Linked DNA regions of Mus musculus: region 2 is linked to region 1. The links are chromatin loops, found by intact Hi-C in ENCODE. Cell type or tissue: heart. All regions are shown on one strand. Links, peaks and the distances in the headings refer to the core of each region. The heading gives the core; the rest is flanking DNA.

Evidence for each region. Hi-C counts contacts between places; a loop is a spot of excess contacts. Peaks named below come from ENCODE experiments on the same cell type or tissue, not always from the same donor. Only the 100,000 strongest peaks of a DNase experiment are listed, where the experiment ranks them.
Region 2: a loop joins it to region 1, with 2.5 times the contacts of the local background. A loop is called at or near these places in 2 of 42 quality-filtered maps.

What each region holds. Positions count from the first base shown.
Region 1 is chr8:120,689,380-120,705,413 of GRCm38, reverse strand. Gm39265 (a long non-coding RNA gene) reads left to right here and starts at 4,534. Exons shown (of 3, transcript XR_879259.2): 1 at 4,534-4,675. In heart, for the core only: a CTCF peak has its summit at 7,304 (motif pointing left); DNase peaks (open chromatin) are centred at 5,163, 7,513, 8,333, 8,823 and 6 weaker places; H3K4me3 peaks cover 111 bases; H3K27ac peaks cover 1,363 bases; H3K27me3 peaks cover 1,490 bases.
Region 2 is chr8:120,743,604-120,759,637 of GRCm38, reverse strand. Irf8 (interferon regulatory factor 8) reads right to left here. Exons shown (of 9, transcript NM_008320.4): 3 at 15,749-15,932; 4 at 13,930-14,018; 5 at 12,330-12,435; 6 at 11,292-11,339; 7 at 5,905-6,285; 8 at 5,135-5,250; 9 at 2,944-4,639. The coding sequence ends at 4,463. Among named protein-coding and RNA genes, the nearest start is that of Irf8, 15 kb to the right of the region's middle. In heart, for the core only: no CTCF peak of the experiment used is centred there; DNase peaks (open chromatin) are centred at 7,427, 8,067 and 8,757; H3K4me3 peaks cover 421 bases; H3K27ac peaks cover 2,800 bases; H3K27me3 peaks cover 1,755 bases.

The DNA.
Region 1 (16,034 bases), core at 3,007-11,006:
CCATAGTGAGTCAAGCTCGCACTGTGTCTGAGTCCCGCAGGAATGGGACCCTTGAACTTGGGCATGCGCAACCATATGGATGCCGCGGGGGACTGTGGGAAGGAGAGCTGACCTGAGTTCTCCGCTCAAGGCTCGCTCCCCAGCCCTGAGGCGAGCTGCCCTGAGGTGAGGCAGCTGGAGGAAGTCAAGCCTCTACCTAAAAGTGTGCTTTGGAGAAAGTGAGGCAGGGGGACACCTGCAGAAAAGACTGGAGAGAACTGATGAGAAGAGCAAATGCAGAACATTATTTTAAAAAAAATAGCTAAGTCAAAACCAAGGAACAACTTCATTTTCTTTTATTTACTTATTTTATTTTATTTATTTAATGTATATGGCTATACTGTTGCTGTCTTCAGAGACACCAGAAGGTAGCATCAGATACCCATTACAGATGGTTGGGAGCCACCATGGGGTTGCTGGGAATTGAACTCAGGACCTCTGGAAGAGCAGCAGTCAGTGCTCTTAACCGCTGAGCCATCTCTCCAAGCCCAACAACTTCATTTTCAAAATAGCCTAATAGTGACCTGAAAAGACCCTTCATCCAAGTAGATTTTACACTGGGTTTGTGGTCCCTGTGTGTGATCCCAGCATTCAAGAGGCTAAGGACCAGGAGAGGCTCAAGCCAACCTGGCCTTCTCAAGAAGATGAATGAGGCCATAAAAGCACGAGTCAGCTGGCGATAGAGCCAGCGGGAGAGCACTTAACTCGCCTCTCCTGAGGTCCTGACTCAAGCCTCCCCAGTCCTCCCTCTCCCAGATGATTGGTCACTAGGCAATTACTAATTAAATTAAGAAGCAGCTCTATAAGGTCATTGACCTTATTAAAATGTAAATGTTAATGACACCAAGGGCTAGCTAGCCGGAGTACAAAATAGCCCTTGAAACTTTGCAGACAGTTCCCAGTTCCCTGGAAAGTGAGTCCTCTGCACCAGCCAACCATTGCGTCAACCGGTATTCCCCCAAGCACACAACGGAGGAAACTGCTGATGGCCGAATTGATGTCTGTGACAAACATTTATAACAAATGTCCATTGGCTGCTAAGTGGGTGGATGAGCAGCTCGTGGAGCAGCGAAAGAACCAGCTATGGATGCAAGCGGCCGCAGCAGCAGCAGCAGCAGCAGCAACAGCAGCAGCAGCAGCAGCACAGGCAACTAACTGTCTTCAAAATAGCAAAAGGCAGGACCTAGAAGACTATACACTTCAGGTCCTCTTTACATGCAGTTATTTAAAGACATGGCCAGGGTGCTGGAGAGATGGCTCAGTGATTTAAGAGTATTGGCTGCTCTTCCCGAGGTCCCAGGTTCGATTCCCAGAATCCAAGTGGCCCCCTCATAACCTTTTGTAATTCCAGTTTCAGGGATGCCAGTTCCCTGCTGGCCTCTGAGAACATCAGCCACACATGGTATTCATAGATGTACATGCAGGCAAAGCACACACACATACATACATACATACATAAATGTATGTCCTGACAAGAATAACAGCAAATCAAAGGTTACCAGGGAGAAGGAACTAAAGGGAGAGGTGACCCCCCCCCAGAGGGACAAGGAACTTAGCAATCATTTAGAGATAGTCTGTCATGCCAGATAGGTGAACAGACAACTCCATACATTTGCCAAGACTCACCAAATTGTACATTTAAAATTGGTGAATTTTATCACATGGATTATACCTAAATAAAGTCAGCATCCTAAACAACATACACAAAACCTCTGACTTTCCAGCCACTGAGATCACAACGAGAGCTGGAGGGAAGGAAGGTTTCTGTTTCTGTGGCCACTGCAGCATTTTCAAGCGTTTTTCCTTAAACCTTCCCTCCCTCCCACCCCATCCCCGACAGCTCTGTCCTGACCACAGTTGCTCTCCTAGGACATCAGCTGAGACTCTCTGTTACTCTTCTTAAAGGGTTTTGGCCATGCTCAGAAAAGTATTGGGTGGGGGCTGGCAAGATGGCTCAGTGGCTAAGGATGCCAACTACTCTTCCGAAGGTCCCGAGTTCAAATCCCAGCAACCACACGGTGGCTCACAACCATCTGTAACGAAATCTGATGCCCTCTTCTGGAGTATCTGAGGACAGCTACAGTGTACTTTCTTTTTAAAAGAAGAGAAGAGAAGAGAAGAGAAGAGAAGAGAAGAGAAGAGAAGAGAAGAGAAGAGAAGAGAAGAGAAGAGAAGAGAAGAGAAGGTGGCTCTCAGCCACCTGTCAGCATGTAATTTCCAGGCTGTGCTAGCAATGGGCAGCCCTGCCCTGAGGCCTGTCGCTGAGAGCCCTCATGTGGACGTTGATCTTCATCCTTTGCCTTCTGAGGTTGCCTGGTGGATTGCTCCGCCAAGGCAACGTTGAGGGGAGCAGTACCCCACAAACCATGGGCTAGAAGAGAGCAGTGAACAGTCACGTGGACTTGGCAGACATCGTGGCTGGGGAGTCAACGCTCAACCTTAGAAAAGACTTGGCCAGCCGAGAGACCCGTCTGCTGGTTTTCCCACAAATGCCAATAGCCAGTGAGTGTCAGAATTCCCTTAACTATTCTGCTTTAAAAAAAAAAAAATGTTTAAACCCTTTCTTTTTTTTTATTCTAGTCTCCCCAAGTCTTACACACACACACACACACACACACACACACACACACACATACACTTCCCAATAGTGAACCTCTTTAAAGTGTAGTTGTCCCCAATTCTGATATATCAGAGACCCAGAGGGAAAAAGCTGCTCAGAGCTGTCCCACGTGAGATATGCCACCACAGGGTTCTGAGGAGCGGCTTCGCCGACAGAGCTGGGGCCACCTGCCTGTCCTTTCGCCAACCAGAGGCCTGTCCAGCCACCTTCCTGCAGGTCTTGGTTCGATATAGCTGTCAACTTGATCCAGTCTAGAGCTGTCATTATCCAGACAGAAGGTTAGCCTGTGGCCAAGGCTGTGAGAGGTTGTCTTGACTAGTGATTGACGTGAGAAGGCCCAGCCCACTGGCCAAGGTAACCCCCCTAGGCAATGATTGACGTGAGAAGGCCCAGTCCACTAGCCGGGTACCTTCCCTGGGTAGTATTCCTAGCCTGTAAAAGGAAGCCAGTTAAGCATGAGCCAGCAGCAACCCTATCGGCCTCCGAGGTTTCTGCTCCTGCCTGAGTGTCTGACTGACTTCCCTCCGTGATGAACCATGAACTGCCGTGGTGAGATGGAACCAGCCCTTTCCTCCCTGGGTTGCTTGTGGTCCTGATTGCTTCATCACAGCGCAGAGGGAAACTAAGCTACAGCTCGCCCCTTGCCCCTCCCTGTTCACACCTAAAGCACTCCAGGGGCTCCGCTAAAAGCCCCAGATAATGGAGATTCCCAGGAATGAAACCGTGGGATACAAGAGAACCTGACAGCAAAGGATCCAGAACCCGAGATGCCACTTCCTACCAATGCCACCTGTCATAGCAGGAAACAGTGGGGGAGTCCCTCAGGCGGTCTGAGTCACAAACGCCGCCCACGCCCACAAAGCCTAGAGGACACACCTGTGAGGATCAGCACGTGGCCCTGGCAGAAACTCAGAGCCTGGTTCTTCCCCACGCCTGTTTTCGGAGGGAAGGCAGAACAAGAAGGCAGACCCCCTAAACCTGATGGGACTTAATTACACCTAGCTTGTTACTGTGTTTCTGTCTCAGTGGATCTATTAAAACCAGACTAAGTCGGCCGAGGGCTGGGATCCTCAGCTGCCCCCCACTCACCCTCATGGTGAAGATGCGGTAGTTGCTCGTGCGGCTTCTATGAGGGAAGGCTTCTGTGGAGAGCGCTGCCTGTGAATGGTGGGCCCTAGATTAAAATGGGGTCTAAACAAGCCTCGAGACATTACACCCACTCCCTCCTGCCCAACACAGCCTGCTAAGGACTCCCTTAAGTCATATTAAAACTGAAGGTACACTGAGGAGGCTGAGGCAGGAGGATTACTAAGTTTAAGTTTGACGTTGGGCTGGGCTACATAATGACACACTGGTTGCTTGTTTGGTTGGTTGGTTTTGATGTTGCTTTCTTGCTTGTTTGCTTGCTTGCTTGCTTCTTCTTTTTTTTTTTTTTAAAGTACATTGGGAATGCTCTGGATGGCCCGTGGATCCGCTCCCACCTCCACAACAACTGCCCTCAATCTGCTGGCCTGGCTTGTCTCATTGCATGATGACACATGAAGAAGCCAGGTGCTTATGTAATGGTGTTTGTTACCTGAGAAGATTAAAAATACTACTAATAATAATAATGGCAGCCTGGGGTCTGTTGTTGTATCCTTGCTGCATGGGCAGATGTGTGTACAGGCTGGGAATGCAAAGAATGGAGAAAAGACTTCTAGTCAGAGGAAGAAGCCAACGTTCGCCTCTGAGAATACGGCAGCTAAAATCAAGTGGATTATAAAGCAGAGGATCTGAGTCACCAGCACACACTAGGTGACAGATCGTGTCACCTGTAAAGGCCAGGGACAACCGAGCAGGGGAAAGAGGAGCTGGTGACAAGAGGGACGCAGACATGGTGAAGTGCCTGATTCTGAGACGGGAGGTTACCCCAGCGGATGCAGAAGACTTCAGTGTCCTCACCTGGGTTTTATTAAGAGGTGGAAAGGCTCAGGTCAAGAGAGCAGAGGAGAAAGAAACTGTGTTGCTGACTCAATGGTAAGGCAGTGTTGAGGGGTGGGCGGATCCAAGGCTTCCCCTGAGGCCCTGATGTATGGAACACCTCTTCCCTGGAACCTTTAACATGCTTGGCAGAGCTGGTAATGGCCTGGGACTTGGGACCTAGGTCTTAGGGGGAGCTACAGCTATCAGTCACAAGGCTGCTGTGTCCTTCATAATATTCCTGAGGTACCCTGTGTTGATTAGCTTCTGGCTTGGTCCCGTTACTTGAGAGTTTCTGCTGATTTGGTCCCATTTCTACCCTGGAGCTAACGTACAGATTTTCCTAAAAGGCTTGCTTGGTGCAGACAAAGCTTGTGCCAGACCTCACTTGGTTAAGTGCTTTTCCCGAGAACTCTAGCGAAAGAAGTCTAGATTGGCTCACCTTGCCTTCTGAGACAGTTTGAAGGCAGGCATCCTCTTCCTCAGACACACAGGAAGTCACATACTCCTCAGTCCCAGGGGACTCTGGCTTCCTCCTGGGGAGAAGCCTTCCTGTGGTTTCCGGAAGTCTAAGATGAGAAAGAAGGTCCCTTGTCCCCGCTGTGTCCAGCCACTGTTCCCCACTGAGGATCATCAGATGGCCAGATTGCTAGTAGCCATGATGGAGGTTACTAAGCTAAGAGAAGACCCTGTGTCCATGCCCTGTAAAGGTCAGAGAGGGAATAGGAACCCAGCCCTGGAGCTAACCTGCCACCGCACGGACACTGTGAGCGTGGGAACCAGGCACCTACACACAATGCTTGCCTTTGGGTTCCTGCTGTCCATCCCTGGCCACTACAGCAGTGCCGTGGCCATGGCTGGGGCACTTTAGCTCCAGCAAGAATCCCCTATCTCAGTTCTGAAAACCAGAAGTCCAGCTGCAAGGCACAGTTCCCTCTGGGGACTCTGGGAAGGAAGGAGAGATTCATCTCCTTCCAATTCCAATGACTGACACTACTCCTCAGCCTGACAATATCACTCTAACCTCATGGCCTCTTCCTGTGTCTGTCTCTTCTGGGGCTTGCAAGGGATTTCCGTTGGACCCAGGGCCCAGACAGTCACCAAGAATGATCTCATTTCCAGCTCCTTGATCTCTGAAGACCTTTTCTTTTTTTCCAAGCAAAGCCACACTGTGGTGACATTTTTGAGAATTCTGGAATTTGGTTTTCTTTTTTCTTTCTTTCTTTCTTTTTTTTTTTTTTTTTTTTTTTTGGTTTTTCGAGACAGGGTTTTCCTGTGTAGCCCTGGCTGTCCTGGAACTCACTCTGTAGAGCAGACTGGCATCAAACTCAGAAATCTGCCTGCCTCTGCCTCCCAAGTGCTGGGATTAAAGGCCTGCGCCACCACTGCCGGGCTGGGTTTCTTTAAAAACAACAACAACCAAGCACAGAACTATCACACGACTGTGCTTTGGTTTTAATCCCACGTGTGGGATGTGGGTGGCTTCAGACTGTCCACAGCAGCTGACTGTGATCTGCCTCCTGCTCCAGCGGAAGCATGGCTTTGCCAGCTGCAGATAATTTTTGTAACAGTGTGACATTTGGAATTCTGGAAACTTTTCAGAGGATACATAAATGCTAGGGCCCTAAGAGGCAGCGTGGTTGGTGTTGGTTGTTCAGGGAGGTTAGTTGTGATTTGTTAGTGGCTGTGGTCATAGAAGAAACAAAAGGAAAACAATTAGATTCAGGGATTTTCCTAATTCCTCTCTCTCCTCTCTCCTTGTTTCTCTTCTATCTAGTGTGAAACTAGGGGGGATAAAGGGTAAGAAGAAAAAAACAAAAACTGCCAAAGGCCAGCTACACCACACCTCAGGAAGTTGCCAGAGCCTCTATAGGTAAAAGTTGCTTATCCATGAGGCCAGTCTCCCTGGCACCCAAGAACTGTCACATCTTTGCTCAGAACAAGCTTTCTAGATCCTAACATGTCCACAGAGGAAAAATGGCAGCCTGGACGCCGCCCTCTTCAGCACCACCACAGGACCACAAGAGGAGACTGTAGAGAGGAGGAGATGGGAGGTTGTGGATAAGAAGAAAAGTCAAGGAGACCCAGCTGGTCGGTTATGGCTCATCTTATTTCCTGCTGGAAACGGCACCGCAGGAAAGTTACCATGGCTGCCGGATGAGTCCCCACAGCTGGGAAGCAGCCAGCAAGAAGACAAGATGGACTTCCAAGCACAGAACAATTATGCAAACTCCACTATGTTTACAGAGGCTTGATGGGTGAGCAGGCAGCATGTCTGCCTGGCACCTGTGTTAGTGTTGGGAACTCAGAGGGGCTACTTGTGGCTGTCCGTTCTTTGCTGCCTATGGCAGCAATGGCTTTGCTGTGAATATCTGAAAGTGGGCATTTTAGAGCAGCCATCCCAGGATACTGGTAGCTGCTGTGAGTAGATCACAGTGTGTTTTCCAGGCCTTTTCTAAGCTCACAACTTGCTCTCTGGAGGGTCCCATTGGCTCGCCCTCACTCAGGCTGGCTTCCCAGTTAGATTCTCAGTTCTGTCTCTTTCTTTAAAGTAAATGTTTGGGAGGCTGGAGAGGTGACTCAGTGGTTAAGGGCACTTGCTGCTCTTGCAAAAGACCTGGGTTTAATTCCCAGCATCCTCCATGGAGGCTCACAACCATCTTTAACTCCAGTTCCAGGGGCCCCTGGTGCCCTCTTCTGGCCTCTATGGGTACTGCATGCACACAGTGTACAGGCATGTGTGTGTGTGTGTGTGTGTGTGTGTGTGTGTGTGTGTGTGTGTGTATGAATATTATCTTGGACTCTCTTCATGCACATGGTTCTTGTGCTTTCTGAGACATTTGATTCTTGAGTTATAGCTGCCACCAAGGGCCTGAGCTGAGAGTCCGGCCTCCGTGTATCAGCGTTGTGCAATCAGGGCTATAAAGAGATGCTCAGAAAATAGCTTCTCCAGCAGGCTTCCTTCCTGTGGCTGATTTCATGTAGACATGTCACAACTATGGGGGGGTGGGGAGGGGGGGCGGGGGGAACGAGAGGTTAAAGAGTATGCAGGATTTGCTGAAAAGGTTATTTCTTATTAAAAAAAAAAAAAAAAAAAAAAAAAAACTCTGCCCTGTCAAGTGGTGAGAGAACAACCAGGCAGATTCCACCCGCTTTGTTCCCTAAGTCTGGGATGATAAAGGAGCCTGGCTTCAGTAAGAGTTCCACACCTACGCCACCAACCATCTCCCAGCCCTGACACCACCAACCCAGCTTCCCAGCGCTGCAGAAACTCTTGTGGGGTGTCTGGGTGTTCAGTGGGTGTGTCCCACCAGGACAGTGTATCTGGTGGATGAAGATGGGACTTGAACTTAAGGACTAGGCCTCCTCCCTGCTTGCAGCTCTCTGTGGCACTTGCTCGCTGTCCTCCGCAGAGCAGCTCCTGTGCCTGTGTCCCTTCCTCTGTTCCTCTTGAGCAGTAACTGAGTAGGGTCCCGGTCTAGCATGGCGCTTTCCTTCTTCTGTCTCTCTAGCGATGCTCTTCTGTGGCCCTCAGCATCCAGCACTGTGGCAACAGCTCTTCTCCCCCGGCTGGCTCGCCCTCTGGCTGCTTGCCAGGCATTTTGGTCTGCGGTGTCTGGAGCGTCTCTACACATCTAACTGTCGCTTTGTTTTTCTCTCTTCTGCTCTGCACTTCATGGGTTGAAAATTCATGCTTTGGCAGGAGTGTGGTGCCCGGCACTCTTTAGCTCTGTGAGTTCAAGGCCAGCCTGGTTTACATGGATAGCCTGAGTTGCATAGAGAGACCCTATCTCAAAAAAAAAAAAATCCTGTTTCCACCAGTTCTGGCATGGAGCATTCTCACGCTGACACCGCACTTGGCTCCTTTCTGTGGAGCTCTGACTGAGATTGGAGCTGAGCCTGTCTTCATAGGGTTTCATGATGGAACTGGTGTGGCCCTCACCCTACCAAGCTTTGCCACTATTTCCATGGTAACTATGTAAAACATTATTTTACATGGTAACTATGTAATACATTGTTTCCTGGGAAAATAATGTTTCCTGTTGATCTAATGTAGTATTGTCACAGATGAAGCAGATGGAAGTTGTTGGCCACATCCAGACCCCAATCTAAGTGACGAAATCCATCTGGACAGCCGTCCAACCCTTTAACCCTAGAAGGACCAGGAGCGTGGCGAGTAAGGCTTTGCAGCCCGTCCCCTCTCTGTCACAGCTGCTGGATTCTGAGTGCAGACGCAGCTGTGGAGGATGTCAGTGAACGGGAGAGCCTGCTGTGCTCCATTCTGAGAGCAGGTGACAGATGTGTGGCTGTCTGTCAGATGCTGAGCTGGTCTTGTGCCTTACACAAGCAAACACTCTCTCAAAGATGCCTGGAAGCCTTCTCGGACGCTTTGAGTAGTAGAGAGCTTACTGCTTCATAAGGACCTCAAATAAGCAGAGCTGTTAGGGATAAAGTGAGCCTGAAGCCACACTTCTCAGTGTGATCCTCCCCCAAACCTCACTGAGGGGAAGGAGGGGCAGACAGGGAAGAGTCTGAGCCACTTAGGCTCATCTCTTGTACCTGCATGCTCCTTGGGAAAGTGGGTTGAGAGGTAGGGGGCATGCCCACCGTCACTGAGGTTTAATTGAGCAAGCCTGCAGTCACATGAAGACTTGCAGCCACTGAATTTCTGCTTCCCAAGTTGATGCTCACTGCACCCAGATGACAGGCTTTCCTGTCTTAAACCAGCGATGATGAGGTAGGCACTATGGGGGTGTGGCGAGTAGCTTAGGTTGAGTTTGGGTTGGGTTGGGTTGGCAACAGGCCGTTGTTATCCAAGCCGGACTGCAGCTTTAGGCCCCAAGCATTCTCCTCTGCCTTCTGTCTGGCTGTGTCTACAAGCATGCACGCACCTTGTGCCCACCAGGTTTACCTTTTAACATCGTAATAAGCAGACACAACCTGGGCTGTAGAGGTAGCTTAGTAAAGTGCTTTCTGTGCAAGCATGAGGACCTGGGTGCAGATCCCTAGCAAACATTAAAAAGCCAGGTGTGGCAACACATGGCTGTAATCCTGGTGCCGGGGAGGCAGAGACGAGCAGACCGATGGAGTTCACCAGCCAGTCTAGACAATCAGTGAGCGTCAGGTTTAGAGAGAAACCTTGTCTTAAGAGAGGACTGTAGAAAACAACAGAGAAAGACATCTGACGTTGACTCTGGTTTGCGCACATAATGAACATGTAACAACAGTATACATGTGTGAGCATGTGTACATGACATACACTACACACATGAACGTGTGTGCACAACATATACAACACACACATACAATAGGAGTGAGTGTCTTTTGGTAGAATTCATTCTAGGGACTCCTCTCTAGTCTTGCAGGTCAAGTGGCTTCTTGTAGAGACGTTTGTTGCCCTTGGCCTGTGGGTTATCCACATGAAACTCAGGCGGGGTCTGCTGTCTACCTGCTGTGATGTTCCCAGGGAAGCTGGCAAAGACCTGGAGCTGAGCCCACAGCACACTGTGTCTATAGCAGCCCCATATGCCACTCCGACTAAATCACCATTGGCCAATGTAAGGACACGGTCCAAGTGTAAACACAAGATTCCCTTGCTCTGTGTACACCTTGCACATAGAAGCTGACAGGTAATTTATATAGTATCCATAATTGTGAGCAGGAAACTCATGATCTGGCAGGGTTTTCTACTGTCATCATACCTGTAAAGATGAAGATGATGGCTTCCACAATTGTACCAGAGTTGGTGTGAGGCATCTTGAGTGTCTGGCCCCGGTCTAGGTGAGACAGGCTGATCTCATTCCTTATGGCGGCACCTGAGTTCAGAACATGAAGGAGACGCCACCAACTGTTCGCTTAGACTCTGTGGTTACACATGAGGGAATGCATCCTGTCCTAGGAGGGAATTTCCTGAGAGAGTTGAAGCCCACCAGAGCCTTCCCTCTTTGGGTGCATCTGGCACTGTGGGGGTGTGCAGGTATAGGATGGTTGTGGGAAGTACTTATGGAAAGAGGAGCAGGTGAGCTCACGGAGGGACAGCAGGGGTCACCTGTCAGCTTGGAGTATATGAATATATGTGCCTAAGAGAACACAGATCTTCTCCTTGACAGAGAGTCTGCAGGCCAGGCCCAAAAGGAAGAGAAAAATGGACCACGGTGCATCTGTGGAAATTGAGAAACTGCCCACAGGATCTATTCCTCATCTCAGACCTTGAACCCAGGCTCCTTCAGGGTAGAAAGGTATCCTGGGCTCACTGTTTTTGAGTGGGGCAAACACTCTGCCAGGCAGGAGGACATCCACACTTCTTATCCGGGTTTGCAAGTCTGCTGCCTGCCACGCAAAGTGCAGTGGGCGGAGTCTGTAGTGGGCGGAGTCTGCAGTGGGCGTGTCCCATAAGTAACTATCCTTGAGAGACAAGGCTCCTTGGAACTTACTCTTGGAAGGTAAACGTTCCAACAAAACGAAGCCCTGTGAACTCCGCTGGCGGCACTTTGTCATCGCTGGCAGGAAACCTTCAGAGACTGCAGCGAACTGCCTCTTAATCCTGTCAGGCAAGGTCAGTAGCTGGGTGCAGGCTCCATACACAAGCCAGAGCCCCCAACAGTCTATCCATCTCCCCAACACTACAGGAGTTAAACTGTGCCTGACCCTCCAAAACACACAGACACATAAACAGTGGGAGATAAGACAGCCCGGCTCTGCTCCACTCTGGGGAAAGAGATGAAGAGCCTTGGCGTGAGGGGTAGCCTCGCTGTGAAGGCGCTTGTTAGCCCAGCCCCTCCCAGCAGCTGCCTTTGCGGTGGCGTTGGAGGACAGTGTTCTTGGCCCAGAAACTATAGAGTATAGGGTCAAAGTCATAAAGTTCAGAAGCAGAGAGAGGCGCCGCCCAGGAGCACGCTTGAAAGCAGACACCGGTCTGTGCACGGCTGTGTGGCTGCCAACAGTCTAAGAATGGTGTAGAGACTACAGAGACAAAGTTTGGAGCTGAGACGAAAGGATGGACCATCTAGAGACTGCCATATCCAGGGATCCATCCCATAATCAGCTTCCAAACGCTGACACCATTGCATACACTAGCAAGATTTTGCTGAAAGGACCCAGATATGGCTGTCTCTTGTGAGACTATGCCGGGGCCTGGCAAACACAGAAGTGGATGCTCACAGTCATCTATTGGTTGGATCACAGAGCCCCCAATGGAGGAACTAGAGAAAGTACCCAAGGAGCTGAAGGGATCTGCAATCCTATAGGTGGAACAACAATATGAACTAACCAATAACCTCCCGGAGCTCGTGTCTCTAGCTGCATATGAATCAGAAGATGGCCTAGTCAGCCATCAGTGGAAAGAGAGGCCCATTGGTCGTGCAAACTTTATATGCCTCAGTACAGGGGAATGCAAGGGCCAAGAAGTGGGGGGGGGGGAGTGGGGAGGGGGAGCGTGTGGAGGACTTTTGGGATAGCATTGGAAATGTAAATGAAATAAATACCCAATTAAAAAAAAAAAAAAAGAATGGTGCAGAGACATCTCCAGGGTGGAGAAAGACAAAGGGACAGACAGAAACTGACATGGGTGTCCTTGAAAGGAGGAGGACTAGGTGTTCCTACCCAAAAGGCCCAGACTTGTGGCTGAGGATGTGGCCCGGGGCTCAGCAGTGGAGTGTTTAGCTAGCATGCACAAGTCTCCAGGCGGCAGCACTGCAGAAGATCAAAGGTCAAAGTGGAAGCCAGACAGCAGTGCCCTGTGCTGGGCAGCCTGGAGAGTGGCTTACTGATGTCCCCAATGAGATGGGGACACGGGGACCTTCTGTCAGAAACCAGAAGCCTTGGACAGGAGAATTTTTGAGGATTGGAAACAGATTACCGGGGTGTCATGGGGTGGCAAGTGCTGATCAAGTGACAGATAGCAGGATGCTGGGACAGGCCAGCCGAGAACACCAAGAGGAGTTCTCCCCCCAGGCCTGAGGCCACTGCCCCTACAAAGGAGATGCCACAACTGCCCTCGATTGGCATCTAGAAGCCAGAGGGAATGGTTCTCTCATTCCCAGAATCAAGAAGAGCCAGTAGATCCATGTACCCAAAGCGAATGACAAGTTTCCACAGAACTGGTCAAGATGACCCTGTCTGCTTGAATGGTGCAGCTGAGTGTGAGTTGTGCGGCTGTGAGATTGTGTGGCTGTGAGATTGTGTAACTGTGTGGCTCAAGAACTGCCCAAGGCTATGAGGTCACACCCAGTTTGATTATCATCGACCTCACAGCTACTATCCACATATAAGAAAATGCGCACTATGTTTCTCTTTTCTGGATCTGAGATACCTCACATGGGGTGGTTTTTATTTTTGTTTGTTTTGGAGACAGGGTTTCTCTGTGTAGCCCTGGCTGTCCTGGAACTCACTCTGTAGACCAGGCTGGCCTCAAACTCAGAGATCCACCTGCCTCTGCCTCCCCAGTTGCTGGAACTTAAAAGCGTGCGCCGCCGCCGCCACCACCACCTGGCTATGATTTCACCACCACCTGGCTATGATTTCATTTTTTTGTTAACAGCTGAGTAACACTCCATTGAGTAAATGTACCAAGGGCCATCTAGGTGGTTTCTGATTTCTGGCTATTCCGACTAAAGCAGCAATGAAACATGGTTGAGCAAGTGTCTCTGTGGTAGGATGAAGCATCCTTTGGATACATGCCCAAGAGTGGTACAGCCAGCTCCTGAGGTAGATCAACTCCCGTCTTCCCCAGGAATTTCCATATTGATTTCCACTGTGGCTGTACAAGTTTTCATTTCCACCAGCAATGGATGAGTGCTCCCCTTGCCCCACTTCTCAATGGATGAGTGCTCCCCTTGCCCCACTTCTCCATGGATGAGTGTTCCCCTTGCCCCACTTCTCCATGGATGAGTGCTCCCCTTGCCCCACATCTCCATGGGTGAGTGCTCCCCTTGCCCCACTTCTCCATGGGTGAGTGCTCCCCTTGCCCCACATCTCCATGGGTGAGTGCTCCCCTTGCCCCACTTCTCCATGGGTGAGTGCTCCCCTTGTCCCACTCCTCCATGGATGAGTGTTCTCCTTACTCCACTTCTGCATGGGTGAGTGCTCCCCTTGCCCCACTCCTCCATGGGTGAGTGCTCCCCTTGCCCCACTTCTCCATGGGTGAGTGCTCCCCTTGCCCCACATCTCCATGGGTGAGTGCTCCCCTTGCCCCACTTCTCCATGGATAAGTGCCATGCTGAGAGGTCTGAGATGAAATCTCAAAGCAGTTCTTATTTTGACTAAATGATTTTTCTTTTCTTTTCAGAGGGGAGCAGAGGGAGACTCGGCACAGAGTTTTCTCTGTGCACCCTTTGCTGTCCTGGAACTCACTCTATAGACCAGGCTGGCCTCGAACTCAGAGATCCACCTGCCTCTGCCTCCTGAGCATTTGGCTTAAGGGCCTGCACCAGCACTGCCCAGCTAGGAGATTTTTTCTTAATTAGATCTTTTGAAGTGGGAAGACCCAGCTTTAATGGGCTCTTTTTAGGTGATAAGATCTGCTCTAGATCTGGGCCATACCTTTGTGGCTGCCTACGTAAAGGGCGTGGAAGAGGGAAGCACCTGTTCTTTGCCTGCTTGCGCTAGCTCTGCCTTTTCTGGCATGAGGGTCTACCTCTTTGAGATCCAAATGTATACTGAAGACCAATTGAGACAGCCAGCCTTGTGGGCCAGATTCTTGGACTTCCCATTGGTAGACAGCCATTGTTGAACTATCTGGACCATAGCCTGTAAGCCTCTCTAAAAAAAAAATATATATATACATATATATATATATATATATATATATATATATACACACACAACACACATATATATCATATAATATGTAATATGATATTGGGATATTATAGTATATAATATATTGACATAAATATAATAACATCTCATATATATATGTGTGTGTGTGTGTGTGTGTGTGTTCTATCAGTTCTGTTTTTCTAGAGAACCCTAATATACCCATCCAGCACTGTACTGGGGCCTGGGTATGGTGTTTGGATATGGCCCCTTGGGAGGTGATAATTAACACTGTGTCCATCTCTGCCTCTGAGCCAGCAGCAGCATGACGTTGGTAGGAAGTCAGTCAGCCACGGAGTGAAGGTTGACAGACACCACAGCAACAGCCCTAGGCATCCAGGGCTTTCTCCAAGAAAGCCAGTCATCAGAACTCAGCACGTCCCAAGTGATCTCCCAGAAATCCGTCAGTAGAGGTCTGGTTAGGTGAGCTTGCAGCTGCCTCCTGTCTCTGAACATGTGCCTTCTACTGCCAAGGGGGCTCAGAAGGGTCTGGCTTTCTCTTTCCCCCAGATCCACATGTCCCCATGGGTACAGGGTCTAGACTGCTTCGTGTCTGAACAGAGCTGTTTGACAGCAGACTGCTAACTGCTCTCCTGACTCAGTGTTAATAATCTACGGTTTAAAGGCTACCTCACCTTCCAAGGGGGCCATATCCAAACACCATACCCAGGCTCCATTACAGAGAAGGACGTGTTGTTAGGCTTCAGGAGTAGCAGAGGAAGAGAGGACAGCTTCCCACAGCAGAGACTAGTGTCTCTCCTCACACCACTCCCACTTCAGGATTCAGTCTCAAAGATGGACTCAATAGACACCACCCAGGAAGTTGTCCACCTGATGGCCCACTCAAAGTCTATATTTGCTGGGGACCAAAATGGGTTTGTCAGCCCTGAAGGAGGTCCCATGCCGGCTAGATCTATGTCAACTTGATGCAACCTGTAGTCGTGCAAGAGGAGGAAAACGTGATTGAGAAAATGCCTCCACTGGGCTGCAGAGATGGTTCAGCGGTTAAGAGCACTGACTGCTCTTCCGAAGGTCCTGAGTTCAATTCCCAGCAACCACATGGTGGCTCACAACCAGCCCTGATGAGATCTGATGACCTCTTCTGGTGTGTCTGAAGACAGCTACAGTGTACTTACATATAATAATAAATAAATCTTGAGAAAAAAGAGGAGGAGGAGGAAGAGGAGGGAGAGGAGGGAGAGGAGGGAGAGGGGGGAGAGGGGGGAGAGGAGGGAGAGGGGGGAGAGGGGGGAGAGGAGGGAGAGGGGGGAGAGGAGGGAGAGGGGAGAGAGGAGGGAGAGGAGGGAGAGGAGGAAGAGGAAGAGGAGGAAGAGGAGGAAGAGGAAGAGGAGGAAGAAGAGGAAGAGGAGGAAGAGGTGGAAGAAAGAAAGAAAATGCCTCCACAAGAACAAGATCAGGCTGTAGACCATTTTCCATCATTAATGGGGGAAGGTCCAGCCCATTGTGGGTGGTGCTCTCCCTGGGCTGGTGGTCCTGGGGTTTATAAGAAAGCAGTCTGAGCAAGCCAACACCTCAATCAACACCCCTCCATAGCCTCTACATCAGCTCCTGCCTCCAGGTTCCTGCCCTGATTCCTTTA
Region 2 (16,034 bases), core at 2,579-10,578, 55 kb before region 1:
CACAAAGTAGGGGATAGTAGGGATAGCCCTCAGCACAAAGGTATGACCCATAATGCCAACATATATTGAGTTCAGTCCCAATCTGCAACACAGCTCCAAGCCAGGGTCACTCAGAGCTCAGTCCTCCACTTGCACATGCTAACGGGATGGGGGGGCAGGACAGGAGGACCCTGCTCACCGGGCAGCATCCACGAAAGCCTATTCCCTTCCCCAAACCTCACCACAAGGGATCCTAGAGCCCAGATTCTGCCCTTCCTTCCCTCTCCCGCCCCTTCCCCTCCCACCGCATAGGAAAGGCTAAACCAAAAGCACACTATTTTGATGTCCTCTAAGGGATGCTCACAGCGACTCCTCCTGCAGGATGTGCGAGTCCGTAGGACTGCCTAAAGCAACATGGGATCACCTTCATGAGGGGATCTCAAGTCTCTCCGAAGCCCTGAGCCAACCACTGATCCCTTCTTCCCATCACAGGGCTCCCGGTGGGTGGATCACAGGCAACGCCTCACTGGCCTGTCCCACCACCTGCCGTGAGCATCAAAACCAAGTTTGAGGTCAGCCTGGAATATAGATTAAGATTCTTTCTCAGAAACAAACAAACAAAATAATAATAGTAAAAGAGAAAGCTACAGAACTCCAGGCTCTGGTCCGGAAGGGAAGCCAGGATCGGGGAGTCAGCAAGGCAGCCCTTCCACTAGGCTAGCACAGACTCTGTGTAAGGAACCTAATGAGAGAAGTTTAATAAATTCATTACTGTTTACAATGGAAGGCTCAGAAATGACCACATTAATATCATATTCAATTAAATCGGTGTCCATAAATAAAGGGAAAACATATAACTCTGCACAGTCATACGTTTCTTTATCACTCCAAACAATTGAGTGCTAATTCCACTATTGTTGCAGCTTGGTTTCTTGAGACAGTGTTTCACTGTGTAGCCCAGCATGGTCTGGAACTCACCATCCTCCTGCCTCAGCTTCTGGAATGCTTGGCTTACAGGAGTGCACCACCACACCCTATTAACAATTACATTATTGACATAGTTGATTGACACACACACACACACACACACACACACACACTTACTTAACCATTGGCGTTGTAGCGTGTCAGCAAGGACTATTTAATATTTATAGTTCAGCTCTCTAATCACTCCTGGCTTAATTACAGATGAGTGGTAAACAGAAATACGGTTATTTTGGGTATTTTCTGAGCGGCAGGCTCTGCTCTGTGCTCTTCGGGCCTGTTAAGCCTCTTTGTGTGTGGTATCAAATCCCTCTCGATGGTGAGGGAAATGGGAGACAGAAGCATGATGAGTGGAACCCTAGCCTGTCCTCTGGCCACACAATCAACCCTTGTCTTTCACCGGCCCAGCCAATACCTCACACAGCAGGCACCCCAGGGCACTTGCCTCACCCCACCCTGCTCTTCCCTCGATGTCTCTAGGGTCCTTGTCTTCTGTGACTGGTATGAAGGGAAGCAGAAAGTTTGTTCTGCTCAGGTGGACCTTGCAGACATTAGGGAACTAAGTAGCCACTCAGAGTCATGTTAACACACACTAACCTAATAAGGGTTTTATATGATCCCAAGAGTGGTGGTTAGGTAGCTGGCCTTTCCTTCAGGACCAAACAGTCTCCACCCAGAGAAAGTCACATTCCTTTGAGGACCCAAGTCCTGTCCCAGGAGGCCCCAGCCTTCAGAGATGCCAAATTCCCTCCCGCACTTCAGGGAGACAGCATCCACTCTTGGCCCAGAGGTTGAACTCTGAGAGACACAAACAGGACTGGATTCACTTTGCACATCCAGAGAGGAGCTGTTTATACACAAGACCCCCGTTGGAGCCCTCTGAAGCCAACGGGACTCCCTGCAGAAATGGCTGCTTTACTTTGCTCTGCAGTCAGCTGTCCTCTGGGCCAAGGATCTTGCAGAAGCTCTAACTGCACTCCCGGAACAAGGGAGGCCTCACTCAAGCCAAACATGGCCCTCTCCCGCACTTTCCACATGGGTAAGCTGGGACTAACTGGCCCTGTCTCTGAGATCCCATGAGAGCAGAGACAGTGCACACTGCCTCAGAGACAGCAGAACTAGCAGTCTGTGCCCACCTGCGGTGTGGGGGTGGGGAGGGCCTTTGTTCCCAGTTGCTACTGAAATGGCCCCTGGGCTGGTTATAGCACCAGTGAGGGTCATTCTGAGCCGGTGTCTGGCATAAGTATGTGTGCACGAATGGAAGATCACACCTCAGCGCTATGACTGGTGACCGTCCCACTAATGCTTCTAGAAGCTTCCAGAAGGGTGCTGTCAGCATAGTCTCCTTCCTCCATGCCCTCCCATGCTGCACGAGGCCTGGGCTCACTGAAACCCTAATCTACATCTGGTAGAACAGCGTGGATTGCCCGCCCTCTGTGCTCTCCTGTGTCTGTTATTCTCCAGAGCTTTCTGCTATTGTCTTAAGAGAAGAAAAAAAAATCCCTAAATCCTTGAAAATCTCAATCCATTATTTCTTAAAAGTAAATTAAAGATTTATTTTAAAGATTCCTTTAAGGATTCACAGTGACTCACACCTCTCCTCCCCTTGCTAAGGAGGCTGAGGCAGGAAGATTGCAATGAGTTCAAAGCCTGGGCTGCAGAGTCAGATCTGGTCTCATTTTTTTTAAAGACTTTTTAAAAATAAATTTACTTTATGTAGATAAGTACACCGTCGCTGTCTTCAGACATCCCAGAAGAGGGCATCAGATCCCATTACAGATGGTTGTGAGCCACCATGTGGTTGCTGGGAATTAAACTCAGGACCTCTGGAAGAGCAGTCAGTGCTCTTAACCACTGAGCCATCTCTCCAGACCTCTGGTCTCGTTTTTTAACATCAAAATTTAAAAAGAAAAAAAAATCCTGGAATCTAATGAAAACTATATTCAAAAGTGATTTTTTAAAAAAAGAAACAAACATTACTTTTGTGAAAGAGCAACTTTTTTTAATAAAGGATGAAATCAATACTTCTTAAGAGAATACAAAAATAAATATTTGGACACTAGCACTCCTTGAGGCAGGTGGAAGGTGACATGTGACAAGGGGCCTTGTGAACAGGTTGTCCTGGCTTCGGAAGGGACACTCCTGCTTTGACTGAGGGGGAGAAGCAGGGGCCCAGGATTCTGTTTGCATGTATCACACACTCCAAGGATTCTGTTTGCATGTATCACACACTCTGTCGACCCTGTCTGTTGAGCAGGCCCCACCCAGCACCTTCACACAGTAGCCGGGAAGGTCACCGTGGTCCTTAGCTTTTCAGGTTGTAAGGTATGGCCTGTAGCTTGTAGCTGCTCTGGACCCTCAGGCTTTTCCCCAGAGCAACAGTCAGCAGGTAAGGCTTTCCTGCAGTTCCCCAGGGAATGCAGAGCACCTAGGCTTCTCTAGCTGCGTGGAGCATGTAACCCAGCTTGTTACAAAGTTGAACAAACGGAGAAGCTCTCCTTCTCTCAGACAAAAGCAGATGATGACTCTCCCTGCCCCCACATCTGCTTGGCTTTCTGCCCCTGTTGTGTACTGACCCTCAAACTAACTCCTTTTCAGCGGCTCCCTCCTCCGGGAAGTGTCCCTTAGGCGGGGCTATAGTCACTGATTTAGATTACTTACAAACTAGGTTGGACAGCCAGATTGGGGGCGCAAATGGTGCGGTAGGGGGACATTCCGCTCTGTGCCCACTGGGTAGGGTGTGTGCCTTTCCCTGGTACGTGGGTGGGCACTGATGAGCCCAGAGCACAGTTTGGACGTGGCTTTTCACTGGGTCTTAGGACTGGGTATGGAGCTGGACAAGGAAGGGTGAGATGCCAGTGAATGGGTCTTCTCCACAGTGCCTGGTCCTCCTTTGATGCCCCACACAGCCCTGTCAGCTGACACAGAGTCTGTGTGAATCAATGAACCACAACCAAAATTCCTGCGAAGGCTGCAAGCAGTATCTACACCCATATTTAAAATCTGCCCCACTTTACAGGGAAGGTCTCAAGTGATTGACAGCTGAGCCTGTGAGAATACAAATATTGTCTTAAAAAGAGTTTTTTTTTTTTTCAGAGTTCTGGCCAAAAAGAAAAGAAGCTGAATAGTAAAGATTCTTCTTCTCCAACCAAGCAGAGAAAGTCATAAATCTCCGCCCTCGGCCGCAGAAGGGCAAAGGCGAGTCTGCTGCCACCAGATGATTTGAACTGTCGAAAGACCTCAGCACACAGAAAGGCCAGCCATTAGTGGTGAAGGGGGAAACGCAGGAAAGGAATGCTTTAATCACAGGTTGCGGCCACAGCCCCTGCAAGCTTCTGACACCTGCCTGAGCAGGAGCGCATCCCTCTGTGGGCTTCCGGAGGCCCCTTGGAGGACACCCGCCCACCCCAGTCAGAGGGCTCCACATCCTTTCGGAATTCTCTTAGTCACAGACTCTTGAAGCTTGAGCTCAGGCGAGGTGGGGTGCCCGGACTGAGGCTTAGACGGTGATCTGTTGATTTTCTCTAAAAAAGGGTCTCTGGTGTGAGGTACAGATATCCGGAAACATGCGGAAAGCCTGGTCCGGCTGGGGCTCCTCCAGGGCTGGCATCAGGGAGCCAGCACCGCAGCTCTTGCCCGCTTCCTCCACCAGCTGCCTGGCATACAGCTGCTCTACCTGCAAGGGCCATGTGCAAAGTCAGAATCAAGGTGGAGGGGAACTGGGGCCATCCTCCACCACAGGTCCTCCAATCCCCTCCGAGACAAGATGGAGCCAGGTGGGCAGCGTTCCTGCACATGGCTAAGAGTGTTCTCCCAGAACTGCTCCAACCAGGCTGGCTGCTCCTCAGACTGTCACCATTACATCTACAAGAGTGCCACCGTTCAGACCATAGTCAAATAGACCGTGATCTGTCACTTAGATCTTAGGGCCACTGGACAAGCAGAAATTTCCTGAAGAGGGAGGAACAGGAGAACAGAGGGAGGGAAAGTAGGAGCAAGCAGAGAGGGGAAGAAGGAAACACAAATGAAGAGAGTCCCAACGTGGGAAGCCATCACAGAGGTGACAAGAGCCACGTATGATCTAGTCCCCGACCTCTGCCCAGGTGGAGCCCCCAGTCCTTGCTGTCTCTTCTCACCCTGGGCACAGGCAGACACTGCTGCCGGCTCTCACCTGCACCAGAATGAGTTTGGAGCGCAAGGGCACAGTGTCCGGAAACTCCTCCCCGAAGCACAGGACCACCCTGCTGTCAGGTAGGCGGCTCTGGGTGGCGTAGAATTGCTGCAGCTCTGGAAGAACACAGACACCAGTGAACCGCTGAGCTGTGTGTAGCCAGGGCCCAGGGCTGGGGTACAGAACTTGGAAGGAAGTCACAGATCCCCCAACAGCCAAGGAAAGGGGCCTAGGATACAAGGCTGCTTAGCTAGAAGCCAACCAAGGACCCATGGGATTTGTCACTCCCGAATACTGCTAGGCGATTTGGGGAACTTTTTGTTGGTCTGGATTTGTTTTGGGGAGACAGGATCTCACTGTGCAGTGCAGGCTGGCCTGGAACTCTCTCTCCATGATCCTCCTGCCCACTAAATCATGCCACATCCCCTAGGGACCCTGTCAGGGTAAAGAAGCCGAGCCTGGGCAGGCTGAGGCCCTGGAGTCTGCATTGCTAAGCCGTTCCCAGGCTAGGAACAACCATCAGCTTCGTCAACTCCAAAAGGAAAGGCTCCAACTCTGCTGTCCTTATACCGAGGGGGAGGTGAGGAAAGGGTTGCCCAGGCGCTCAGAAAGCACAGGCAGGCTAGGCTTCCAAGGGTTCCCCCAGCTATACCACTGCCAAAGCCATGCAAGAGTGCACTTGGCCCATGATACAGGAGGCACAAGGAAGGAGGTGGGTGTGACCTCTAAGGCAGGGACAGTGGGTGGCAGCGAGGTGACTTGGTACTGACCTCGGATGAACTGGTTGGTGTCAAAGACCTGCACCACCTCGTCCCGCTCCAGCTTGTTGGGCCTGCCCTTGCACACCACCGCGTTGCCGCTGCAGAACACGCGGCCCTGGCACAGCCGCTTCACGAACACGCCCTTGCGGTTGCTGTGCAGTAGCACGCCACGTTCCAGGTGCCCAAACAGCTTCCGGGTCACCTGCCTCTGCCGCTCACTGGGGATGGTGTCGGCCGTCGGAAAGCACACGGGTTCCAGGCCATCCGGCCCATACAACTTAGGCAGCCCCGGCTGGCTCAGGGAGAGACGGCAGCCTTCAAGGCAGGTGGTGGTGGCCTGGCCCACCAGCTTGCCCCCGTAGTAGAAGCTGATGACCATCTGGGAGAAAGCTGTGGGAGCCAAGAGCACAGGGCCATCAGGCCTAGAAGATGGGGAGCCCCAGTGCCTCCCCTAAAGGCTCAGAGTCTATTCCTCATTCCAAGTGCTGTTTGCTGGTAATCTCAGCCCATGAGAGGCAGAGAAAGGCTGACCCCGGAGGCTGGCTGGCCAGCCAGTCTCACCTAGTTGGTCAGATCCAAGCCAGCAGGAGACCCTGTCTCAAAAAATAAGACGGGCAATGCCCAAGAAATGATACCTGAGACTTGCCTCTGGCTTCCACGTGTACATACGTGTGAACACGCATTCACATACACATGAACCTACACACATATGAACACATATTCATATACACACACATCTCCACACACATGAGCACAGGTGTGAACATGCATTCATGCATACATGTGCACATGTGCATGCACATGCGCAAACACAGAGAGATCTAGGAAGGCCTGTACCAAGCTCAAGACATACAAGCATGCCAATGTAATTCTCATGAGCTGCCTATGGCTCTGGTTCCCGAGTCACCCTGCACTCGGTAGCCCCCATTAGAGATGGGAAGAAACCCACCTGTGAAGGTATCAACATTATCACAAACACTGTGACCTGGACTCAGATCGAAAGCCTCTGTACAATCCTACACACAGCCTGTCCTCCAGAAAGACCTAGAAGCCTTCTCTCCACCTATGAGCAGCACAGGCAGGAGCTGTGACCATAGGCTACATCCTAGCCAACCCTTCTCTCTGTCACCTCAGGAGCTGGGGTGCAGGTCGGAGGGGAAGCGCTCCCTCACGCACTCAAGTCCTAGGCTTCATCCCCAGTGCCACAACGTAAACCCATCAATCGAAAAACAAAAACAAAACAAAAAACAAAAAAGTTTTAAAAAGAGAGAAAAGCTTCAGTCTGGCACCAACCGACCATAATAATCCCAACGATCTTTTTTGGGTGGGAGGGAGACTTTGAACTTGAACCCTGAGGCTGGAAACGTGCCAACCCAGTATTTGGCTTTCGTTGACTTTCCTTTTCTTCCGGCCTCTGGCTTCCTGTCTAGCAGGCGGTACTGAAGGTACTGACGTCCTCTTGCAGGCAAGGACAACCGGATTCCAGATAAGGTTACAAAGTGGAAAGATGAGAAAAACACAAGGCAGAGGGCCCAGCGGCCCCTGACTAACAGCTAGTGTGGAGGCGGGGCTCCAGGGAGGGAATCATAGAGGCGGGACTCCTGGGAGGGAAGCTCGGACACCAGGAGCCCAGAGCTAGAGGCTTGTTGTTGGAGAAGCTTTGTAACTGCTATAAACTGAATTCTCCACTGTCGGCAGCCTTGTGCATCCTAAGCTTCGCCTCGCCACCTCAGGCCAATCCAGGCTTCTCTCTGGAGCCACACAAGTTGATAGCTCCCCAAACTCATGGTGTCCTAAAGCTGTGCAGTCACCAACTGCACCACTGCCTGGGTGGGCCTGTGTGGGTGACACCAGCAGCTCGCCCCACATTCACTCCCAGGCCCACCGTTAAAATCGCTATCAGCATCATCAGCATCGCCATCTGCATCGCCTTCGTACTGAATTCTAGCACTGCTTCCTCACAGCTGTGTGACTTGAGGCAAGCGGCTCCACCTCTCTGTGCCTGCTCTTCATCAGCAAGGTAGCGATGACAAGAGCGCCAGCTTTGTGGGGGGGTCTCTTGTGAGACCACAGGAGCCAGGGAAACGGGACAAAATATGGTCCACAGGTGAGACCCCTGAGACTACGTACTGAAATCCCTGGTTCTGCGGGGGTTGGGCATATCCATACATCTGGCCCCTGTGGTACATCGCTGGTCACCGCAGCCATTTTGCAGGCTGAAGAGGTGAAAGGGCAAGCCCTGCCACTCCAGCTGTCTGCTGGGGGAGCCTGGCATTTTTCTCCACAGCAGGCTGGCTCTGCCTCACCCTGAAGTGCTGACACACCAAAAAAAGCCTTGCTGTTTGACCCATTCCTTAGATGCACACAGGCTGGGAACAAATTGGCAGCCTCAAGAGGTCTGACAGCAGAGCACCTCTGAGAAAGCCTTGGCGTGGGTGGCAAATACAGAGAGGGGTGCCTCATGCCAGAGCACTCGAGGCCGAGGCAGGAGGATTGTGACTTCATGACCATCTCGAGCTACACATCTCTCAAGATTGTTCTAAAAATAAATCAATAAATCAATGAATAAAATAAAATTTAAAAGCCAGAGGTCTGGGTTTTTCTGATAAATAGGAAGTCTATCCTAGCCTGGTCTCAAGACCTATAACACTGCTTACCACAGGGAGGCAGCTACCATGGGTTAGACCTCAGAGTCAAGGCTCTGCACAGTGCCATGGTCTCCCTTACTCCCTGTGGTCCCCCTGCCTCACCCATCTCACCCCAGGTCATCTCTGCAGTCAGGAAGCCCGGCTGCAGCGTATCTACAGAGACGGGGCATGTGGCCTGGGTTCTGGAAGAAGAGCTCCCAGCTGTGGCTGAGGGCACCTCGCTTCCCTCACTTGTGCTGAGGCAGCTGTGCAAGGCTCAAGGGCACTTCCTCCCCACAGCCTGCCTTTACCTCTCACTCAGAAGGCCCCAGGTCTGGCCCGGCCAGTGTGGCCCCAGAATGCATTGGTCAGCAGATTCTCAGGGCCACAGCCCGGGGCTGACAAGGCCAAAGGCTCAGCCCGTGACCCCGGGCCTCCTGAGTGGGTTACAGAAGCCTTGAGGGCAGTCGAGAAGACAAATGCTTGTGGAAGCTGTACAAGCTAAGCTCGCCATCCACAGCCAGATCTAAAAGGACCCCAACACATGGACAGGCCAGCACTAGAGAGAGGGGCGAACGTCTATTTGTGTTTTTCTTACTTGGTGAGCACCTGCCTCTACCTTCGTGACAGCTCCCAGGGCTTCTCCCTGAGCCCCACCGAGCCTGTCCTGAAACCAGGCAGCACGGTGGCTCGCAGGACGGCACAGAGATGCCACCTGCCTCACAGCGAGCAGCAGTGAGGATGGCAGATCCCCACTCTGAGACCCATCAGTCACACTGCCCAGGGCCTTGAAATGGGAAACGACCTGTCTTCATAACCTAGAGGAGGTTAATAGCATGGGAAAGAGACAAGAGCCCACAAGAATGTCACCCTTGACTCTGGCACCCAAAATCACACTACAAACACCAGCCATCACTATCAGCACCATGACCATGGTTGCCAGCGTTATCACCATCAGTACCATGATCGCCACCACCATCAGGATCCTCAACATCACCACCACCATCATCATCACCAGCACCATCAGTCTCAGCAGCAGCACCACCACCACCATCACCACCATCAGGAGCGCCGTCACCTATAGAAATAGCTTTTTTCCAGAAACACCTCTTGCCTTCAGCAACTGAACTTTTGTCAGGCTCTGCAACCAGGTTAACCATTGGCCTTGAGACCATTTAAAATTACGTCCTTGCTCTGCCTCCATACTGTGTTCTCGGCCCGTTTAACCTGCCTTTGAAAGACCCATGCAACCAACCTTATGTCGCCTCAGTTTCCCAGATTCTCAATCAGCTTTTAAAACACAAGCTAAATGCATAGCTTAAATCTCAAATTATATACCCTTCCGTGCCTATGACCAGAGTAGTGTGTGTGTGTGTGTGTGTGTGTGTGTGTGTGCATGCATACATTGTACACACTATGGTAATCGTTCGCTGAAAACAGCCAATAGGTTAAAAGCAACCATAATCAAAAGAAATATCCCCTAAGAGTTGGAAGGCACACGAGGATATAAATCAATAGCATGTCTGCAGGGCCGCACGCTATTCTCAGTCAGCCGGGGTCAGCAAAGTAACGTCTTAACTTGAAAAAAAACTCCAGATCTCTATAAAAAGATAATCCCTTAGTCCTTTCCCATACTGTACCTATTGTGCTGTTCCATAAATACAGAGCAAAGCACTTTGTCAGGGACAGACAGACATCAGACACACACAACAGAGAGACAAAATAACACAGACCGCAGAGGAGACAGCCAGAAGACCGCAGGTGGGGAGGGAGCGGGAGGGAGGGGAGAATTCAGATGAAGGCTCGCTCTTCATCTACAGTGCTCCAGGAGAAAGAATCATTTCACTCATTAAGGCAGCTGTAGAGGGAACTTCATACATCTGTATGGACATTGTTCCTGGAAACAGTCAATCTGACGGCCTATGGCTTAGGCAGGAAATAGGAAGAGAGACATCCCGGAGGGAGAGAAAATTCTGGGATAGGGCGAAGTGCGGGAGATTCTCCCGGGAAGTTGTGATGAGAGGGACACATGGTCCCTGAGCACAGGTAACCAGCCACGTGGCAGAATGTAGATTAAAATAAATGGGTTATTTTAGGTTATGATCTAGTCAGAGAAGAGCCTAGCTTCATACAGGTATCTGTAAATATTATCTTGAGTCTGGGAGCATGGGGGCTGGGAGGAGGAACCAGGTCCAACTTCTATAGACAGCACTGATGCAACCACATCATCACCATCAGCATCCATACCAGCATCAGCAGCATCTGCAGCATCATAGCCATTCAGCACCATCAACATCTGCACTATCAGTATCATCTACATCAGCACCATCAGCACCACCAACATCTGCACCAGCCTCAGCACCATCAGTATATCAGTACAACCATCTCTAGGACTCTTGCTACAGAGTTGGAAGTGAGAGGAGGTGACAGACCCTACATGGGAGACACTGGCCAGCTGTGTCCCTACTAGACCGTGTTAGGAATAGTACAGCATTTCACACATGATGAACCTGACGCCCCAAGAGGTCAGATCCCACCACGCGAGGCCAAGGCAGTCCAGCAACCTACATTCCCGGCTGCAGAGCTGTCCCTGAGGACACTCTTGGATGACTATAACTGCTCCCAAACCACACAGAACGAGGAAGAAGAATCAGTCTCTGGAGCCTACCCCTAGGCCACACTTGTCTGTGGGACCTCATGACCCCATCTACATCATGGGGCTATTTTCAAGCAGAGCCTGTGCCATGCTCTCCCAGAGTACCCTGGTACCTGAATGGTGTGTGTCATAGGCGGCATATCCGGTCACCAGTGGCAGGCCTGTAAGCAGAGAAAAGAAAGGATATGCCTTGCTGGGCTGGTGCAGGGAGGACCCAAGTATCCCTGAGCTATAGATGAGAGGCTGACACTGCTGGTGTCAACATTAGTGGGCAGACCTCACTCTACGTGAGACACAGAAACCTACCATGATGGAGGGGACTTCCTCTGCACTACAGGTTCCTGTCCTTGTGCTAAGCTTCCTTGCTACCCCAAGGACCATACACAATGGTTGGGGACTTGTCTCACAAGGAAGCTGGAGTCCCAGGCAGTTTTGCCAAAGACACACCCCTGCAGCGCAAGGCCCCTTGCAGGACACTAACACCCACAGCCTGGAAACCTCACAGTCCTGCAAGGCCAGTTAAGACCTCCCAGCAGTTCCTGTCTTAGCAGGAGAGAGGCAAAAGAGGAAACCAAGATGTCTGTGAGCCATAAAAGTTGCTCACACACTGAGGTAGGGGCCCAGGTGAATGACCCTCTAAGTAGCTACAGCATGGGTGTACCTCCCAGATACTATCAAAGGGGTGAATCCTTTATTTAACTTGTGGATCCTACCAGGCAGGTCCTGGTGGCCCATTTTATGGATGAGCAAACAAGAGGCACCACCAAGACATGAAAACTGCCCAAAGTGGTTCCAAACTAACGCCTATTCCTGACTGAGCTCCCCTCCCGCTCCTAACGCCCTGGCTCTCTCTGGCTCTGGGGCTGCCCTGACAGTGAGCCAGGAAGAGACAGGTGGCTGAGAGCTGGGACCTCCCTTGAGGCTTGGGGATGTTGGCAGGCTCCTCTCAGCTTCCGGGGACTACAGGAGGGGACTGACCATGCATGACTACCAAGACCTTTGTGCCTGCCTGAGAGGCTGCAGCTTGGCTGTCTCGGTCCCCGGCTGTGACTCATGACCCTTCCACAGGACATGGATCCTAGCAGTGGCAAGCACCTCCTACCCTAACATAAAGAGCCTAGTGGTTGCTAGTGCCGGACAGCCACACTCACCTGCACTGGGCTGCTGGACCCACCAGTCAGGGAGGATCTGGCTCCTGCAGGCCTCTGGTGGGGATGGGCTCCTCTTGGTCATACCCATGTACTCATCCACAGAAGGCTGTAGACCCAGGTGACAGAAAAGAGCAGTTGAGTCCCGGGTCACCAGCACAGCACTCACCTGACCCCATGTTTGTAAAACCCAATATCAGACACACAACTAAATCCACAACTTTTATCTCATGAGAGAAAAGCAGAGCTTCCCTTTGCAATTCATCAGACCCTAAGCTACAAACCCACTGGGCTGGCATCCTGACTAGCCTTGGCTATGAAAGAGTTCACTGGCCTTCAGATGCTGGGAGACATAGCCCAGTTCTGGGGCAACCCTCTGGGGTGACACCAAGCCAATTCTACTGTGCTGAGAATCTCACTCAGAGAGCCACAGGGCTCTCGGGCCTTCAGTGGTGGATGGGTCCAATTAGGAGACGTCCTGAAACCTCCTTTGCTTGTGACCCTGGTGTGACATCATCACCATCTACTGGCTCAGGCAAGTTGGCAGTAAAGGCTTATACCGAAAACAAGACAAGGTGGGGGTGGGGGAGACACAGAACCAAGACCACCCAGAACATCACAACGGCCATGTGCCGCAGAGCTGGGCAGCTTGGGAAGGTGATGCTGGCCGGCTGCAGTGCTCCACAGAATGCTGCAGACCACACAGCTGATGTGTCGTTGCTAACAACAGTCTTGGTTTTATTTTTATGATGTCACTGAGCTGGGGATGGAAACCGGGACTTTGTGCACGCGAGGCGAGCGCTCTACCACGGAGCTATGTCATTGCCAGCCTTTTTCCCCTTTTGATTTCAAGGCAGGGTCTCGTGAAGTTTTCTACCTTGAATTCATTCTGCAGCTCAAGCAGGTCTTAACCCCTCCTGCCTCCGCCTCCTGAGTAGCTGAGGTGACAGGGTCTGGGCCAGCTGCCGTCTAAAGAGACCTCATCTTGCTTATATAAGCTTAAAGGGTTGTTTCAGCTATGGAAACCCCACCTTGTACAGACACAATATAAAGGCTAAAAACAGACACACAAAAAAGCCATCTGTTTAACTTAAACGGAGCCCACTGAGCCTTCAGTTCCAGGCTGCCAACCATGCATGTGATGGGGGATTATTCTAAGATGTGTGTTTTGTGTATGCTGCTGGGAACTGTCGTACACGATAGGTGAGCGCTGAGCCACAGGCTGGTCCCCACCACCTTTAGTGGATCCTACGGGCCTCAGTCATCCAATCTTATAACACACTCAGGAATAAAACCTGTGTCTTGAAAAGCAAGCCATCTAGTTACCATGAGGGCCGACGGGATGACCAGAAGCGATGGAGACCTCCATATGAAGCTTGGCTAAGAAACAAGGCTAAGACTCCATGGAGACCTTCAAAGCTGCTATTCAATGGGTTTAACTATGCTTGGATGGGCAGGGCCTGACCAGTAAAGGGAGGCTGGCCTGGGGAGGTAGCTGGGGTGTCCCTCACTTCCCTGCAGAGCCTGAGGCTCTCAGTGCCTCTGAGGGTTAGAAGCAATGTCCCATCCTCCCTGGAAGACGCCTGAGACCCCCTCCACTCACTTCCTTGATCAGCTCCTCAATCTCTGAGCGGCCACACTCCATCTCAGGAACTTCGCTCATGCAGCCTGCAGGTGCCACGCCCAGCTTGCCTATGGGAAAGGGGACAGACACCATGACCCAGGGCAGCCGAGCACACTGCAACCTTTTCTTAAAATGCTGAATTAAGGAAACGGGAGTAGTGAGCGTCCTCGCTGGTTTTGACCAGCAGCTGCTGGAAGGTTTGGGAAAGGCTCAGCCCTTGCTTCTCATGGCCGGGTCATCTGATCTGCCAAGTCAAAAAGGGAGAAGTGGTGGGTGGTGGAGGGGTTGTAAACACTGGCTTGTGAAGGACAAGCGCCAGACTTTGGCTTCTTCCTTCTATCTGAACCCCACCGGGTGCATTTTATACCAGGCATTTATGGCCCATATACTGAAGGTAAGTTTGCTAGGCTGGGTTTTTATCAAACACCCAGAGATTTCCTGGAAGGTAGGGAGTGCCAGGTAACAGAAAATCTTTTTGCCCTTTTATACGTGTGCATGTGCGTGTGTGCGTGTGTGCGTGTGTGTGTGTGTGTGTGTGTGTGTGTGTGTGTGTGTGTGTGTGTGTGTATACGTGCCACATGGGGAAGTCACACACATGACATTTCACAGCCTCTGCCTGCCTCCCAGGGGACCAATGCTTTCATCGGCCAGTATCCTGGTCCAGATGGGTGCTGACCCACTTTGTACCTCTTCCCTGGGTACATTTGCCTCAGGAAGTTAACCTCCATGAGACACAGCAGGAACAATAACCCCTCCGCCCCCCACCCCCACCCCCCGCCAGGCTCCCCACCCCCAGGAACCTGTATCATCTCTCCCCATTGCTTCATCCAGGTGGAGAGACTCACCTAGAAGCCATGGCTGGGCAAGCAGAGGTTGAGAGCCCCACCCACCCACCCAGCCAGCCAGAGAGGCAGGCAAACCACTCAACTTCACAGTACAGTATACCAAGACAAATGCCATGCAAATGCTATGTCCTTCTGCCTCTCCTTCACCCCCAAACCTGCAGGTGAGGGGGCTCCACCCACACTATAAACAAGTCAGGGTCATTAACCAGATCAAGCCTGGCTGGTCCTGGGGGAGCAGGGCTCTGAAAGAAACTTCCCTATTGCTTCAAATCACTGCGAAGACAAAGGAGCCGGCCTTCCAGAAGCAGTACAGAACGGACCAGGCCCTGGGAGCCACGAGGCTCTGCTGGGGAAGGCCAGTGTGCGTTCATTCCTTTACAGATGCTCTTAGGACATTACCGCTGGAAAAGACCTCGGCATTGATGTTATCCTCTCCAGCAGTGACACACCGAAGCCATCAGTGATGTCCCCACTGCCGGCCCGTCTAACTGGAGAACTTTTCCCTGGACCTTACCGCCCGTCCCTGCCTTGCCCACTCCTCCCCAGCCTCCTCTGTAGACTGCCTGGAAGCAGCAGGGAATCCTGCATCACAGACTTCAGCAGAGCCTCAAACCCATTTGGAGGAGTTTATGCTGAGCTCCGGGGACTCGCTCCCTCCAGCTTCTGGCTGCCATGACCCAGAGTCCACCACCCTTCCCTGCCTCCACTGGGCCACTCCCTCTGCAGGAAGCTGCCACTTGACAGCACATGGCGTATGAGGTCAGCAGAGCAGCTCTCTATGTCTGCTTACACAAGAGAGAACAACTCTGGTGAGCTAAAACCAGGCACCCAAACCCTGTGGGTGGCATGTCTGCTCTAGCCCTGTGGAGACTGAGGGCTTCAGGAGCTAAGCGTGGGGGGGGGGGGGGTGAAGGAGGTTCCTAGAGGGCTTCCTGGTCCCAACAGATAGTTACATTTTTGTTCTTCCTCGGGGACAATTCGGTAAACTTTATATGGCTCAGAAATGTCCAGCTGGGACCGGTCAGTCACTTCTTCAAAATCTGGGCTCTTGTTCAGAGCACAGCGTAACCTCGTCTTCCACGTGGCTGGTTCAGCTTTGTCTCCCTCTTTAAACTTCCCTTTAAAAACTGCCCAGGCCTGAAGAACGAGAGAGAAACTCAGTAAACACAGAGGGACACAAACCACAGAGTTCAACTCAAAGGCCGGCTGCATACCGCCCGCCCCCTTCCCCCAGAGCCT